3 separate regions of the Homo sapiens genome follow, and all the other regions are linked to region 1. The links are chromatin contacts, found by Hi-C in ENCODE. All regions are on one chromosome and are shown on one strand. The core of a region is the stretch at or near the end of the contact, and the rest is flanking DNA. Distances in the headings are between cores, read along the strand shown. Region 1 has its middle 31 kb from the start of LINC01206. Region 2 has its middle 72 kb from the start of LINC02031. Region 3 has its middle 38 kb from the start of LINC02031.

Region 1 (2,795 bases), core at 156-2,655:
CTCTACTAAAAATACAAAAATTAGCCGGGCTTGGTGGCACGCGCTTGTAATCCCAGCTACTCAGGAGGCTGAGGCAGGAGGCCTCCTTGAACTCAGGAGGCGGAGGTTGCAGTGAGCCGAGATCACGCCATTGCACTCTAGCCTGGGTGACAGAGCAAGACTCCATCTTAAAAAAAAACAAAAGCAAAACAAAACAAAAAAACACCCAAATTGGTCATCAGTGAAAAATCAGATTAGCCACGCAAGTTGTCTCAAAGAAATAACTAATATCATCAAAACACAATAATCCAGTGACCTTCCTTAACAGACCAGACCAAGAAATGTAAAGGTAACTTAATTTTCTTAAATGTGTCATGCTACATGCTAAATAAATAAGAACATGAAAAAAAAAGAGTATATGGAAACAGAGGATGAAGTTTCTAAGCGCACCATGCATGTATCTACAACATCACGAATCTCTTAACTTTTCTTCCTCCACCTTCCGTACCCTCCCTGACCCCTAATTAGGATTATGTGTACTTGCCTATGAGTTCTCAAATAGCTAATGATACAAGGCTTTTCCTCAAACTCCTCCTTAGAAACATAGAACTCATTGTCATGAAACAAACATTTTCATATACTTTCTTGGGCAGGCTTTCTTCCCATTTAAAGAAAGCAATATTTACTTTTCAAGTGCTGTGACTAATTTTAGCTGAAAAAATTGGCTTGCTATAACGTGGACATAGCCTGTGGTAATAGGCTAAGTATTTAATTCAGCTTTTGCATCATTCCAGGTAAAGAAGCTGGTGTAAGAATTTTTAAATTTAAAGCAGACTTTTTTTTTTTCTATAGGAAGACTTTCGTATTCATAGTCATTTATATTATAAAATAGCTTCTTATTTACAGCTCCTCTCTCAACATTGACAGGGTAGTAAAAAGAGGCAAAATAAAACATTATCCGGGAGGCTGAGGTGGAGAATCATTTGAATCCGGGGGGTGGAGGTTGCAGTGAGCCAAGATCACATCACTGCACTCCAGCCTGGGGGACAGAGCAAGACTCCGTCTCAAAAAACAAAACAAAACAAAAAACAAAACAAAAAACAACAAAAAACAGAAACAAAAACATTATCAGGTAAAAGCACATGGTGTCTCTTGAATATTATTCGGCAATTTTAAAAGTTTATTCTTTCTGGGAAGAGAGCCTTTAGTCATTTTGCAGAAACCACTCTGGTTTGTAAATTAACTACATAAAACATTTTTAATCTTTGCACCTTGATTTAGTAGTTCCTTACTTGATCAAATTCCTTTTAACATCATGGGAGTTAATGTCTGAATAATTATTTTAGACTTGGGCTCAACACAGATTTCCATATGGGCAAATTCTAGGTAATGGGTGAAAAGTTTTGGTCTTTGTGTGTCAGGTGGAGGAGGAGGAAGTGAAACTTCATAGCTTTAGAAACTAATACATATTTTATTTCTGTTCTGTGTTCGATGGGATTTATAAATAGAACCAGGGGACTACCTGTGGAGGCCACATGTTGTTATATGGAAAAGTGAGACTTTGACATGTGCAAAATCCTGAGCATTATCCTGAAAATCTGTGTTCAGAAAAAACAACCCTTTAATCAGCTGCCCTTCCGATACAGGTGGTCTCCCAGGCAGCTTTTTCTGTGTGAACAAATGAACAAGGAGAGGAATCTGACTGGTCCATTAGTGAATAAGCTGCTTTTGGGGAAAAATGCGAACTGGATTAAGGCTGGATTTTCTAAGAAAGAGGATAGGATCTAAGACCTGGAGATTGGTATTTGGTTTTTACGCACACAATACCCTTTTAGTGATTCTAGTAGATCTAGAAAGGAAGTCTGGCCAACTCTCATCCACATGGGAAGAGGACCTAAAACTAGTACTATGGGAGCCTGAGTAGGCTTGAGGGTAAAGGGTTTGGGCAGGGCTGGCCCAAGGCAAAACTGTGAAGAAGGGAAAGCTTGGTTTCCAGATGAACTCCCAGTCCCAGCCTTACCCCAAGTCCAGGCTCCCAGTAACTTCCAATGGGGGCACCACAATTGTCCTTTCCTGCTTGAGCCTGGATTGCTTGGTTGGGATCCAGATTATAAAAGATGTAAGAAACAGTAAAACAAGCAACAAAAGCCAACAATTTATGTATGTATTTGTGATTATGAAGATAGTAGATGTTAATTACAGAAAATTTGGATATTCAATAAAAAATAAAGAAAATGGGTTACTTTTATCCATCCCTCAGAGTGAATCTTAGCATTTCTGTACATTCTATTTCTATTATACACAAATACATCACACACATTTTGGGCGGGAGTAGGGATATCACAGTTGACCTTTAAGATTATTTTTTCTCTCCTACTCATTAACATTTTTCTGTTCTATATTTCATTCCTTTAAGATCTTGTTGAACACTAGAGGAACAGTCAGTTTTGTGGCAATGTGACATATGCACAACTATACAATAAATATCATAGTTACTATGGCAAAAATGAGATTGGGGAAACACTCAAAAATACTTTGTCAGTGACACATGAAATAAGAGAAAGCTAATAAAAGTGGTAGCACAGTTGTACCCATGTTAAACGGTTAAGCAAGACATAACTTGTACAATAAATATGGCACTATCTCTTGAGAAAAAGCTATTGTTTACTTATGAAGTGGGCATTGGAAGGGTTGTACCTTGTGAGTTATTGTGCAGTGGTAGAAAGAAGGTTATTTGAAATCAACGGAAAGTCGTAACACCAGATGTGAATGGATGTAGCTTACTGTCCTCCATTTGGTATTGGCACCAAACATCA
Region 2 (2,795 bases), core at 127-2,626, 790 kb after region 1:
AATTTTTAAAAATTGTTTTCAAAAGGAAAAAGTGTTTAACCATTAACATTTTTATACATTTAGTTCAAATTAACTTAAGCAGTCCTGTCCATAGTACATTGAACTGTACATAATACATTGCATTTAAAAATGGGCCAATAAGCAAGCTCATGCTAATAAAATAAATCAAATAACCTTGTGACTTTGGGACTCACTGGGCATGTGTTCCAAAGAACATACCATGCCTAGTGCTGTGGATATCAACAGGGCAAGATAAATGTGAAGGTTAAGAGTAGCCCTTCAACTTCAACTGCAATTTCTCCAGCGAGTTAGCCACAAGGTCCAACTGACCACAGGTGTCTCTTTAGATTAGGTGGTGAGAAAAAGACTGAAAAAGTCCTAGTCTTTGGCAACTACAAGATCATTGAGTGTCTAAGTTGTGAGGAAGGAATAAGAGAAAAAGTGAACTAGTTTGTGGTCAGTCCGAGACTCCATCTAGATTTTAGGATGGAGTGGCAGTGAGGGGTTTTGTAGGAGGGGCTTTCACAGATGGAAGTCATACCAAAGTGAGGGTCTATCATCTTAGAATCTCCAAAGGCAGATGGCATGGGTTCAAACCCTAGCTCTGCCACTTACTAGGTGTGTGGTTAGCTTCACAAATAACTTTATCTTAGTGTGTCTACTATCCTCCTCTGTAAAACAGGAACTACAATGGTAATAAAGTAGTACCTATCTCACAAGATGGGTAAGTAAATTAAAAGAATTAATAGTGTGAGGCCAGGCACAGTGGCTCACACCTGTAATCCCAGCACTTTGAGAGGCTGATGTGGGCGGATCACCTGAGGTGGGGAGTTCAAGACCAGCCTGACCAACATGGAGAAACCCCATCTCTAATAAAAATACAAAATTAGCCAGGCATGGTGGTGCATGACTGTAATCCCAGCTACTCAGGAGGCTGAGGCAGGAGAATCGCTTGAACCTGGGAGGCGGAGATTGTGGTGAGCCGAGATCGTGCCATTGCACTCCAGCCTGGGCAACAAGAGCAAAACTCTGTCTCAAAAAAAAAAAAAAAGAATTAATAGTGTGGCACTTGACATACAGAAAGCACCCGTGTTAGCCAGGATGGTCTCGATCTCCTGACCTAGTGATCCGCCCACCTCGGCCTCCCAAAGTGCTGGGATTACAGGCTCAAGTCTGCTTTTAGCTTCCCTATCTTAGTACACCTAAAAGGGAAAGGAATGTGCTTATTAAGGCCCACTGTTTCACTGAGACCCACTGTATAGGTGTGAAGTTTGGTGATTACCCAGGAGATTTTCCCCAGCTCCTTCTGTGTGGGAGCTGTCTTATCTGTGTTTTACTGTTTGCTCTTTCAGGCTGCTTGTTGTTAGAAGAGAAGTGACTTTTTGAACTGCATGAGATTAGAAAGGGAGCTATGTCTGAGCTGCTTTTTGTTAAAAGGAAAGTTTTCTGCCAGGGACTCACCTAAATAATTTCTCTCTGCCTCCTATAACATATTTCCCCCCTCTGAAATGGAATCCCTAACTGCCGTTAGGGGGAATTGGGTGATGACTTCTTCTGGCTACTTCCTGCTGGAGAGGGGCATTGTGTGGGGAACAGCAGCTAGGGCTCCTCCTGGGGTTGATTTAAGGGTTCCTGGTAGAAGGGAGGTTTCATTTTCAGCTTTATTTAAAGCACCATTTGAAGCTTGGTGGTTTCTAGGTGAGAAGAGATAAAGTTTACAAGGGGGCTTAGAATATAGGGTTCAACTGTGAGTATTAAGACTGCCATTATTAATGGGGGCACAATAGGCCATAACCATGACTACTGAGTTTGTTTGATACCTGCAAGCCATTTAAATGGATTGTGCTATTGTAAGTGGGTGTATGGGGCTTGGCTTTGTTTAGCTTCCTTGGTCTCACCTTCCCTGAAAAAAAGGAAACCTTGGGGTTATAGGTTACCTGTCAGTATTTGTAGGATAATTGCCCAGAACTAGAACATGTTTCCAGATTTTTACATTACCCATGCTTTTTTGTTTCCTTTGAGCTGCAGCCAGAGATTGACAGAAATAAACAGGGTTAGTTTAAAATGTAGGCAAGAACTTAAAAACAATTAATGAGACTACAAGCCAATGACAGATGTATAAGTTTTAAAACATAATTTTTCTCTCTTTAGTCCTCATTTTTGTTAAAAACAACTTATGGTAGGACTGAGCTGTTTGCAAAACAGACTTTAGTTTTAAACTTGGTCTGATTATTTGCATAAAGTCCAGCAAGAATAACCATCTTTTAGATCAGCTTTGATGGAAACTTTTTCCATAAGGAATCTCAGATAGGACCTTTTAAAGCCAAGCCCAGGAATGGGTTGAAACCTTTAAATACATGCGAATTGGGTAAACTTCTTTCTTCTTGAGGTTCCAGGTGCATGGGGTTTCTAGGCCTGTTAGAAAGTGACATTCTTTACTCACCGCAGGCTAGGAGCCCTGTACTGAGAAGCTGTAGTCTAGGTATGAGGCCAGTTTCCTAAGGTGCTTTTTATTGGCTTTACAAGTCAAGCCTGACTCCTTAAAGGGGAACACACCCTTCCAGTCAAAGCCTTGGTAAAACAACCAGTTTTTCCAATTGTGTCCTGTTGCAAAAGAAAATGGATTCTTGTTGCATTGATGCAAACTATATTGTTGTAATTTAAGAATACTTATAACTAGTTTTCAAATTCTAGAGGAACTAGGCAGAGAGAAACAAACACGCTTCAAATCCTATTTACAGGAGTATACTTTACTTAGTTGTTAAAGGCTGTAGCTAGCTCAAGACAAGTTTCCT
Region 3 (2,795 bases), core at 131-2,630, 760 kb after region 1:
TGATACCAGGCTCAAGATCCTGTGCTTGTCAGACTAAGACTAAGATTGTACTACCTTTTTACTCCATGTGTTATATCCTGAAAAAAATTCCAAGTCCAGGGAAAAACTTGATAAATAGAAGAATGAAAATGTGCTGTCCAAAATATGTAAAAATACCACAAAACAGATTGTAGAGTATTGTCTATAGCCATTTAACTTGCATGTGTGATAAAGAGTATCATCCAAATATAACCTTATGAAATTTTTTTTAACTTCTAGAAGTCAAAAAGTACCCAAACACACACACATACACACAAACTTATGCTTTGTAGACGGGAGGGAGGTTTGCCATATGTGCGACAAACCGAAGGTTAAATCCTTATTACCTAAAACACAGCTTATAAATTCATAAGAAAAAGATAACTTATCATAATAAATGAATAATATTAAGCAATTCACAAAACAAGAAATTCAAATGTTCTACTAACTTTTTATTCTTTTATTCATTCAATCAATATCTATTGGGCATTTGGTATGTGCTCAGCATAATACAAGACACCAGGTACATGGTGATGAGCAAAAACTGGCCCTTCTCTGTAATTATTCGCAATATAATATTAAACCCAACTTACAATAAAAGAAATTCAAAATAAAATGGTGCCAGGGAATAATCAGACAAGTGTAGAATTGCATACAAAAATATTAATTGAGCTATTATAATAAGGAAAACTTGAAACTACCTTAATGTTTATTAATTCACTGTAAGTTAAATAAATGGATATAGACACTAAATTTGTCCCTAAAAATATGTAATGTCATTGGACAATTCCCACTGCAAAATATGATGGAAAAAAGCATGTGATACTGATGTTTAGATATATGCAAATTTCATATTTTCTACAGTAAAAGTATTATTCTAATAATTAAGGAAAACGCTTTTTAAACAACCAACATGAATGCTTTTGACAGGGATGCCATCGTGTAAGTTAATTGCCAAATAAACTAAATAAACTTTTTTTTTTACTATTATTCTTCAGTTGACAAATAAAAACTGTATAATTTACATTGTATGACATAATGTTTTGAAATATACATAAATATGCTTTCTTGGATGCTCACAATTTGGGTACACTTTGGAGCATACTGGAAAATGCTCCTAACGTTGGAAGCAACACAGTCCCCTTACTTGAGCGATAAAATGTTACTTTGTTCCTTAAATTAAAGAAAGGTTCGAAGTTTAGTTTGACATTCACCTCTGCCTTTATAAAACAAACACAGCCTATAAAATAACTTAAACGCCCAGAGTGCCGAGTTTCGTCGGGCCCTGGCTGCGCCGGGCCGAGCCCTGCCCCGCGGAGGTCGCCGCCCAGCACGGTCTGCAGATGGCAGCCTCTCGCGGAAAGCCCCGCAACGCCGCTTCCTGCCTGGGGGCGGCACTTGGGGCCCGCGCCGGGGTTTCAGAAACCTGTTCGAGCCGTTCCTTTATGGCGGAACGTTCTTATTTAGTAAATATTTATTCCACTCCCCGAGGACCCAGCACTAATCACTGCCACTTCTCTTTAATAATAAATGGTGAACTTCAAATGCGGCAGAACTCAGCCGGCTAATCAGTGCTCGCCGGGAGGTGCAAAACTGTCTGAAGCCCACCGGTGGACATGAAAGACGGAACATTTCCTGTTCCAGCTCTCGGTGGCCCAGAATAAACTTCAGCCGAATGAGAGGATGTCTAGGCGGCCGCCCCCCGCGCGCCGGCCCGGGAGCCCGGGTTCCATCTGCCCGCGGCCCGGAGGTGCGCCCCTGCCCGCTTCGCCCCGGGGACCCTCGGAACCCGCGGCTCTGCCCTCCACACAATCTGGGCTGCCGCTCCCTTGGGCTTTTCGTGAAAGCTTCCTTTTAAATTCGCTGTTTGGTCGCAAGCCATTTAGCCCTTTCCGTGGGCCCGGGCGAGGGGCGGAGAGCGGAGAGCGACCCGAGCTCCTGGGAACCTGGGGGCTCCGCGCTGGGGACTCCAGGCCGCCCGCCTCGGCTCTGGCCAAGGGGTCAGCACGTGGGGTGGCGTTTGCCCCAGCATTCCAGCCCTTTGGTCTCCAAAGGCTTTTTGTATTCACTAGGGAAGGTAAGGGCCGCCCCTTTAATGGTTGCATTTTGGAATGTAACAAACTATGAGGACCACCCGGTACGCTTGCGTTGGCATCATACGAGCCCCGCGGTCCCACCGTCACCCACGGCTGATTTGGAAATGCCACGGGGCCTTTGGACATATGGAAAGACTTTTGGCCCAGACACAATAATAAAAATATTCAAAACGTCTTGAGACATAACTCATTTATCTACAATTCTGTTTACTCAAGGTGTAATTTTCATTCTATATTGCCCATTCTGGTGAAGACATGAGTGTTTGAAGCGGGCTGACTATAGTTTTATGATAAGCCATATTTTAGCTTTAAATAAGAACTGCATTGCCTCCAAAGTATTCCATCTTTTGTGTAACAGAGACCCACAGATCCTAAGTGAAATTTGTTCTCAAATTTAACACATTTCTGTAACATATTTAAACCTGAGTTAATTTAGAATGGGTTGCTGGCACCACTGGGATTGATACTGAAATGGTTTTGCCTCATTCACATCGAGCCCTGCAAATGTACTTTAAATTCTACGCTCTTAATAATCCCTAGGCATGGAGAAAAGATTGGAAGTTCTTTTTCTACAACCGCTCACTGAAAACAACACAGTGCACGGTTTCAGTGATGAGCTTGGAGTGCCCCTCTGTGGAAGAAGGTGGGCACTGCAATTTTTCTTTCCTAAATTGACTTGCC

Evidence for each region. Hi-C counts contacts between places; a loop is a spot of excess contacts on that map. Pooled maps may share reads with other maps.
Region 2: a pooled map shows a loop between it and region 1 (2.4-fold over the local background). The contact joins two enhancer-like sites. A Hi-C loop is called at or near these places in 2 of 37 single-sample maps with no recorded cell type and 3 of 50 pooled maps.
Region 3: a loop to region 1 is called in a pooled map, with 3 times the contacts of the local background. The contact joins two enhancer-like sites. A Hi-C loop is called at or near these places in 4 of 37 single-sample maps with no recorded cell type and 3 of 50 pooled maps.

Annotation. Positions count from the first base shown.
Region 1 is chr3:181,919,937-181,922,731 of GRCh38, forward strand. No RefSeq gene overlaps it. Among named protein-coding and RNA genes, the nearest start is that of LINC01206, 31 kb to the right of the region's middle. Within about 2 kb of position 1,406, at least 2 of the 41 ENCODE cell types and tissues checked have a DNase peak (open chromatin) inside an H3K27ac peak, as active enhancers do.
Region 2 is chr3:182,714,920-182,717,714 of GRCh38, forward strand. No RefSeq gene overlaps it. Among named protein-coding and RNA genes, the nearest start is that of LINC02031, 72 kb to the left of the region's middle. RefSeq lists a cis regulatory region at 259-348. Within about 2 kb of position 1,377, at least 2 of the 41 ENCODE cell types and tissues checked have a DNase peak (open chromatin) inside an H3K27ac peak, as active enhancers do.
Region 3 is chr3:182,681,016-182,683,810 of GRCh38, forward strand. No RefSeq gene overlaps it. Among named protein-coding and RNA genes, the nearest start is that of LINC02031, 38 kb to the left of the region's middle. RefSeq lists silencers at 1,247-1,316, 1,727-1,796 and enhancers at 1,467-1,516, 2,641-2,690. Within about 2 kb of position 1,381, at least 4 of the 41 ENCODE cell types and tissues checked have a DNase peak (open chromatin) inside an H3K27ac peak, as active enhancers do.